2 separate regions of the Homo sapiens genome follow, and region 2 is linked to region 1. The links are chromatin contacts, found by Hi-C or POLR2A ChIA-PET in ENCODE. All regions are on one chromosome and are shown on one strand. The core of a region is the stretch at or near the end of the contact, and the rest is flanking DNA. Distances in the headings are between cores, read along the strand shown. Region 1 overlaps INSR (insulin receptor). Region 2 overlaps INSR (insulin receptor).

Region 1 (3,941 bases), core at 608-3,107:
TGCCAAAAAGGTTGGGGACCACTGCTGTGGACTATCTCATTAATCATTTTTTTTTTAGGATTGATTATATGTGGGAATTATTTATTTATTTATTTATTTTGAGATGGAGTCTTGCTTTGTTACTTAGGCTGGAGTGCGACGGGATGATCTCAGTTCACTGCAACTTCCATCTCCTGGGTTCAAGCGATTCTCCTGCCTCAGCCTCCTGAGTAGCTGGGATTACAGGTGTGAGCCATGGTACCTGGCCCATTCGGCATATTTTAGTACGGAGATGGTGGTCAGGCACGGTGGCTCACGCCTGTAATCCCAGCACTTTGGGAGGCCGAGGTGGGCGGATCACCTGAGGTCAGAGTTCGAGACCAGCCTGGCCAACATGATGAAATCCCATCTCTACTAAAAATACAAAATTAGCCAGGTGTGGTGGCACACGCCTGTAATCCCAGCTACTCGGGAGGCTGAGGCAGGAGAATTGCTTGAACCCCAGAAGTGGAGTTTGCAGCAAGCCAAGATCATGCCACTGCACTCCAGCCTGGGCAACAGAGTAAGACTCAAGTCTCAATTAAAGAAAAAAAAAAAAAGAAAAAAGAAAATATTAGCTGTCACTTAGCACCCTCTTCCTCATTGCCTTTTTCTACCTGTACAAAGAGTGGCCATTAACCAGGTACCCATTATGAAGAACTTGAAGCATCCTTCACGCCCACTCAGAGATGTTAAAAGCCAGCAGAAGTCCTCGTGTCTATTTCTGCCTTCATTTCTAACATCCTCTGGGTATTTTCTGTCCCAGTGGTAAACTGCTCTATTGTCTTTCACTAATAGGGACACATACGGCTTTAATGAATTAAGAGTTAGATTCATAGGATATTTAAAAAGAAAAGCAATTCTTGATTGTTCCCTACAATTATAGCTGTTTAATCTTTACTCATAACAACTTTAGTGAGACAGAATTCACATGACATACAATTCACCCATTTTAAGTGTGCAGTTAGGTGGTTTTGAGGACATTTACAGTTGTGCAACTGTGACCACAGTCAGTTTTAGAATATTTGCATCATCTTCAAAGAAACCCTGTACCCTCTAGCTACTACTTTCCATCCCCCATTTCCCTAGCTCTTGGCAGCCACGAATCTATTTTCTGTCTCTATGGATTTGCCTCTTTCGGATTTTTTTGTATGAATGGAGTCAGACAACATGTGGCCTTCTCTGTTTGACTTCTTTTATGGAGAAGGTTCATACCTGTAATCCCAGCACTTTGGGAGGCCAAGACTGGAGGATTGCTTGAGTTCAGGAGTTTGAGAGCATCCTGGGCAACATAGAGAGACCACTATCTCTACAAAACAAATTTAAATTAGCTGGGCATGGTGGTGCATGTCTGTGGTTCCAGCTATACTGGAGGCATAATTTTGTTTTGTTTTTGTTTGTTTGTTTGTTTTTGTTTTTGTTTCGTGGGGTTTTTTTGGTTTTGTTTTTTGTTTTTTGAGATGGAGTTTTGCTCTGTCACCCAGGCTGGAGTGCAAAGGCACGATCTCAGCTCACTGCAACGTCCGCCTCCTAGGTTCAAGCCATTCTCCTGCCTCAGCCTCCGTAGCAGCTGGGATTACAGGCATGCGCCACCCCGCCCAGCTAATTTTTGTATTTTTAGTAGAGACAGGTTTTCACCACGTTGGCCAAGCTGGTCTCCAACTCCCGACCTCAGGTGATCCACCTGCCTCAGCCTCCCAAAGCGCTGGGATTAAAGGAGTGAGCCACTGTGGCTGGCCTTTTATTTACATTTATTTATTTATTTATTTAGAGACGGAGTCTCACTCTTTCATCAGGCTGGAGTGCAGTGGTGCAATCTTGGCTCACTGAAACCTCCAACTCTCTGGTTCAAGTGACTCTTCTGCCTTAGCTTCCCAAGTAGCTGGGACTACAGGCACTCGCCACCATGCCCAGCTAATTTTTTTTGTATGTTTAGTAGAGATGGGGTTTCACCATGTTGGCCAGGATGGTCTCAATCTCCTGACCTCGTGATCCGCCCACCTCGGCCTCCCGCAGTGCTGGGATTACAGGCGTGAGCCACTGCGGCCAGCCTGTATTTACTTTTGAGACAAGATATTGCTCTGTTGCCCAGGCTGGAGTGCAGGGGTACAAACACAGATCACTGCAGTCCTGACCTCCTAGGCTCAAGCGATCCTCCTGCCTCAGTCTCCCGTGTAGCTGGGACCAGAGACACACACCAGCATTCCTAGCTAATGTTTTAAATTTTTATAGAGATGGAGACTCGCTATGTTGCCCAGGTTGGTCTTGAACTCTTGGGTTTAAGCAATCCTTCCGTCTCTACCTCCCAAAGTGCTGGGATTACAGGCGTGAGCCACTGCACTCAGCCTCAGCTATTATGAATAATGCTGCTATAGACATTTGTGTACACGTCTTTGTGTGGACGTATAGTATCATTTCTCTTAGGTAGTTACCTAGGAGTGGAATTGCCAGGTCATATGGCAATTCTTGGTTTAATATTTTGAGGAACTACCAGAGTGTTTTCCACAGTGGCTGCACTGTTTTACATCCCCATCAGGAATGCAAAAGGATACCAGTTTCTCTACATTTTATTTTTTCTTTGAGATGGAGTCTCGCTCTGTCGCCCAGGCTGGAGTGCAGTGATCTTGGCTCACTGCAACCTCCACCTCCCAGGTTCAAGTGATTCTCCTGCCTCAGACTCCCAAGTGTCTGGAACTACATGCGCCTGCCACCACGCCCAGCTAGTTGTTTTTTGTATTTTTAGTAGAGACGGGGTTTCTCCGTGTTGGCCAGGCTGGTCTTGAACTCCTGACCTCAGGTGATCTGCCTATCTTGGCTTCCCAAAGAACTGGGATTACAAGTGTGAGCCACGGTGCCCGGCCCATTTCTTTACATTCTTTGCACTTGTAATTGTCACTCTTTTTGGTTTTAGCTATCCTAGTGGGGATAAAGTGGTATCTCACTGTGGTTTGAATTTGTATTTCTCTAATGTCCAACAGCCAGTTAATCTTTCCTTTTTTTCTGTTTTTTTTTTGAGACAGAGTCTTGCTCCATCGCCCAGGCTGGAGTGCAGTGGTGTGATCTCGGCTCACTGCAAGCTCCGCCTCCCGGGTTCATGCCATTCTCCTGCCTCGGCCTCCCAAATAGTTGCCACTACGGGTGCCCGCCACCACGCCTGGCTAATTTTTTTGTATTTTTTAGTAGAGACGGAGTTTCACCGTGTTAACCAGGATGGTTTTGATCTCCTGACCTCGTGATCAGCCCATCTTGGCCTCCCAAAGTGCTGGGATTACAGCCATGAGCTGGCCACCACGCCCAGCCGTTGTGTTTTTTTAATCGAGACGAGGTCTCACTCTGTTGCCCAAGCTGGAGTGCAGTGGTGTGATCACAGCTCACTGTAACCTCCTATTCCTGGACCCAAGTGATCCTCCTGTCTCAGCCTCCCAAGTAGCTGGAATTACAACCACATGCCACCATGCCTGGATATTTAATTATTATTATTATTTTTTAGAGTTGGGGTCTTGCTATGTTGCCCAGGCTGACTTTAAACTCCTGGCTTCAATCGATCCTCTCACTGTGGCCTCCCAAACTGCTGGGATTACAGGCATGAGCCACTGTGCCCAGCCCTAGTTAACCTTTGAATGCATATTCATGTCTGATTTTGGTTCTGCCATAGCCTGGGGAGGATGGCGGCCAAGTGTTCTTTCTACCTGCAGTGTGTGTGTGTGTGTGTGTGTGTGTGTGTGTGTGTGTGTGAGAGAGAGAGAGAGAGAGAGAGAAATGAAATATAGTGTGGGACTCAGGGTTGAGAAGCCCAGGGCTATGGCCAAATCTAAGATTAGGATGCCAGCCAGGCATGGTGGTTTATGCCCGTAATCCCAGCAATTTGGGAGGCTGAGGCGGGTGGATCACGAGGTCAGGAGATCAGGATCATCCTGGTCAAC
Region 2 (3,864 bases), core at 1,270-3,769, 120 kb after region 1:
CAATGCTATTCATCCGAGCAGACTTTTCTCCCAGAACCACCAGTGTGTAAGAATCCTCTTTTTTTTTTTTCTTTTCTTTTTCTTTTTTTGTTGCATGTTTCCCCTATGACCCTGAGTCCAAAAGAATGTTCAGGGGGACAGCCAAGGCTTCAAAGTGGTTACTGTTTCACCTGTTACAAACAAAATGTTGGCTAGGCACAGTGGCTCACTCGTGTAATCCCAGCACTTTGGGAGGCCGAAGTGGGAGAATCAGTTGAGGCCAAAGGTGGAGACCAGCCTGAGCAACAGAGTGAGACCCTATCTCTACTAAAAAAGGAAAAAAAAAAAAAAAATAGCCAGACATGTTGGTGCATGCCTTGTAGTCCCAGCTACTCCGGAGGCTGAGGCGGGAGAATTGCTGGAGCACAGGAGTTGGAGGCTGCTGTGAGCTATGATGGCACCATTGCACTCCAGCCTGGGCAACAGAGCAAGACCCTGTCTCAAAAAGGAAGGAAGGGAAAAAAAGAAAGAAAGAAAGGAATGGAGGGAGGGAGGGAAAGAGGAAGGAAGGAAGAGAGAAAGAAAAAGAAAGAAAGAAAGAAAGAAAGAAAGAAAGAAAGAAAGAAAGAAAGAGAAAGAAAGAAAGGAAAGAGAGAAAGAAAGGACAGAGAAAGGAAGGGGGCAAGGGAGGGAGAGAGGAGGGAAGGAAGGAAGGAAAAAAGGAAAAGAAAGAAAAGAAAGAGAAAGAAAATGAAAAAAAGAAGGAAGGAAAGAGAAAGAAAGCAAATGAAGGAAGGAAAGAGGGAAAAAGAGAGAAAGAAAGTAAAAGAGGAAAGAAGGAAGGAAGGAGAGAGAGGGAGAGAGAAAAGAGAAAGAGAAAAGAAAAGGAGAAAGAGGAAAGAAACCAGAAAGAGAGAGAGAAAGAAGAAAGAAGGGAAAGAAAAGAAAAATTCTGCCAGACTTGGAGAAGTGGCTGAGTCAGTTGTGATGTCCACATGTAGTCACGTTTGACATCCCAGGGCCACCTCAGCAGGCCGTCTCTGGGGAGAATTTTCTCTGATTTCTTCCCCTTCCCTTGCTGGACCCCTGCACCTGCTGGGGAAGATGTAGCTCACTCCGTCTAGCAAGTGATGGGAGCGAGTGGTCCAGGGTCAAAGCCAGGGTGCCCTTACTCGGACACATGTGGCCTCCAAGTGTCAGAGCCCAGTGGTCTGTCTAATGAAGTTCCCTCTGTCCTCAAAGGCGTTGGTTTTGTTTCCACAGAAAAACCTCTTCAGGCACTGGTGCCGAGGACCCTAGGTATGACTCACCTGTGCGACCCCTGGTGCCTGCTCCGCGCAGGGCCGGCGGCGTGCCAGGCAGATGCCTCGGAGAACCCAGGGGTTTCTGTGGCTTTTTGCATGCGGCGGGCAGCTGTGCTGGAGAGCAGATGCTTCACCAATTCAGAAATCCAATGCCTTCACTCTGAAATGAAATCTGGGCATGAATGTGGGGAGAAACCTTCACTAACACACTCTTGCTAAAACATAGAATCATGGGAGTGCTTCCTGGGTACCCCCTCCCTGCCTTCTGTTTGCAGCCACTGTTTGCTCACTAAACATCTCTGCACCTCCCGCGTGCATTTGCAGAGGTGGGTGGGGGTCCCCGGAGTCTGAGCTCCCCGCGGCTGGGTGCCCCGACCCAGCAGCTCCTACACCATGAATGGAGGTTGATCTGGAAACAGAATATTTTCATGAAAGGGCGACAGGGTATGAACAAAAGAACACCGTGTCGCTCACTGAATTCCACGGAGGAGAGTCAGGGATCTCTTCCTTCCTTCCTTCCTTCCTTCCTTCCTTCCTTCCTTCCTTCCTTCCTTCTTTCTTTTTTTCCTTCTTTCTTTCTTTCCTTCTTTCTTTTCTTTTCTTTATTCCCTCCCTCTCTCCCTCCGTCCGTCCCTCCCTCCCTTCCTTCTTTCCTTCTTCTTTTTTTTTTGGATGGAATTTCACTCTTGTTGCCCAGGCTAGAGTGCAGTGGTGCGATCTCGGCTCTCCACAACCTCCACCTCCCGGGTTCAAGCAATTCTCCTGCCTCAGCCTCCTGAGTAGCTGGGATTACAGGCATGCGCCACCACGCCCGGCTAATTTTTGTACTTTTAGTAGAGACAGGGTTTCTCCATGTTGGTCAGGCTGGTCTCGATCTCCCGACCTCAGGCGATCCGCCCGCCTCGGCCTCCCAAAGTGCTGGAATTACAGGCGTGAGCCACCGCCCCTGGCCAGGGACGTTTCTTTTCAACTTGAGTCTTAAGAGAATGAAGCAGTATGGTCCTGGGAGAGAGAAAAAGCTTGGAGAACTTGGGAGAAAGGCAAGGAGATGTTTACCTGTCGTGGCTTTTGGGAGGAACAGGAGGTGAGACTAAAGAGGCAAGTTGGGACCACTTGGAGAGATTTTCTTCCTTTAGCAGAGTGTTTATTTATTTATTTTTTCCCAGGCACCTGTGTGGCCTGATCTGCCCTCTAGTGGCCATTTGCAATACTAACTGTAGCCAAGAAGGGTCTAAAAATGTACGGGCTTGGTCCAAAGCAGATCTCAATCTCAGTCCTGCTATTAATAATATTCGGGTGGCTCACGCCTGTAATCCCAGCACTTTGGGAGGCCGAGGCGGGCGGATCATGAGATCAGAAGATCGAGACCATCCTGGCTAACACGGTGAAACCCCGTCACTACTAAAAATACAAGAAATTAGCTGGGCGTGGTGACGCAGCTACCCCAGGCGGGGCAATCACTTGAGGCCAGGAGTTCGAGACCAGCCTGACCAAGATGGTGAAACCCCGTTACTACAAGAAACATAAAAATTAGCCGGGCGTGGTGACACACGCCTGTAGTCCCAGCTACTCGGGAGGCTGAGGCAGGAGAATGGCGTGAACCTGGGACGCGGAGCTTGCAGTGAGCCAAGATCGTGCCACTGCACTCCAGCCTGGGCCACAGAGCGAGACTCCGTCTCAAAAAAAATAAAAATAAAATAATATTTGGGGCCACAGCTGGACTTGGTAGCTCACGCCTGTAATCCCAACACTTTGAGAGGCCCAGGCGGGGCAATCACTTGAGGCCAGGAGTTCGAGACCAGCCTGACCAAGATGGTGAAACCCCGTTACTACAAGAAATATAAAAATTAGCCGGGCATGGTGACACACGCCTGTAGTCCCAGCTACTTGGGAGGCCGAGGCAGGAGAATCACTTGATTTCTGGAGGCGGAGGTTGCGGTGAGCCGAGATCTCGCCACTGCATTCCAGCCTGGGTGACAGAGCGAGACTCTGTCTCAAAAAAAAAAAAAAAAAAGAATAAATACATAATACTAATAATAATAATAAATAATATTTGGGGTCAGATTATTCTAGGGCACTGTCCAACAACACTGAGAAGCATCCCTGGCTTCCACTCATCTGATGCCAGTAGTGTGTCTTCCCCCTAAAGTAGTAATAACCAAAAATATCTTCAGACATTGCTAAATATCCCCCTGGGTGATGGGGTCAGAAGGACCCTTGGTTGAGATGACCAGGTTAGTGTGGGATTGCTGGATAATAAAATGCTGCCTAGGCCAGGTGCTGTGGCTCATGCCTGATGCCTGTAATCCCAGCACTTTGGGAGGCCCAGGCAGGCAGATCACCTGAGGTCAAGAGTTTGAAACCAGCCTGGGCAACATGGCGAAACCCCGTCTCTACTAAAAATACAAAAATTAGCCGGGCATGATGATGCACGCCTGTAATCCCAGCTACTTGGGAGGCTGAGGCAGGAGAATCGCTTGAACCCAGAAATTGGAAGTTACAGTGAGCCAAGATCACACCACTGCACTCCAGCCTGGGCAACAGAGCAAGACTCTGTCTCAAAAAAAAAAATCAGTTGATG

What was found. A loop is a pair of places that touch in the nucleus more often than their neighbours do. ChIA-PET counts read pairs that join two places held with the same protein, here RNA polymerase II (POLR2A). Pooled maps may share reads with other maps.
Region 2: a map of endothelial cell of hepatic sinusoid shows a loop between it and region 1 (5-fold over the local background). The contact joins two enhancer-like sites. A Hi-C loop is called at or near these places in 1 of 168 maps with a recorded cell type or tissue (endothelial cell of hepatic sinusoid) and 2 of 50 pooled maps. POLR2A ChIA-PET finds 5 or more read pairs at or near these places in 5 of 52 experiments (HCT116, WTC11, activated CD4-positive, alpha-beta T cell and 2 more).

Annotation. Positions count from the first base shown.
Region 1 is chr19:7,270,152-7,274,092 of GRCh38, reverse strand. The region is part of intron 1 of INSR (insulin receptor); the gene reads left to right. Among named protein-coding and RNA genes, the nearest start is that of INSR, 22 kb to the left of the region's middle. Within about 2 kb of position 1,857, at least 4 of the 41 ENCODE cell types and tissues checked have a DNase peak (open chromatin) inside an H3K27ac peak, as active enhancers do.
Region 2 is chr19:7,147,911-7,151,774 of GRCh38, reverse strand. It overlaps INSR (insulin receptor), which reads left to right. Exons shown (of 22, transcript NM_000208.4): 11 at 1,243-1,278. Among named protein-coding and RNA genes, the nearest start is that of ZNF557, 80 kb to the right of the region's middle. Within about 2 kb of position 2,519, at least 2 of the 41 ENCODE cell types and tissues checked have a DNase peak (open chromatin) inside an H3K27ac peak, as active enhancers do.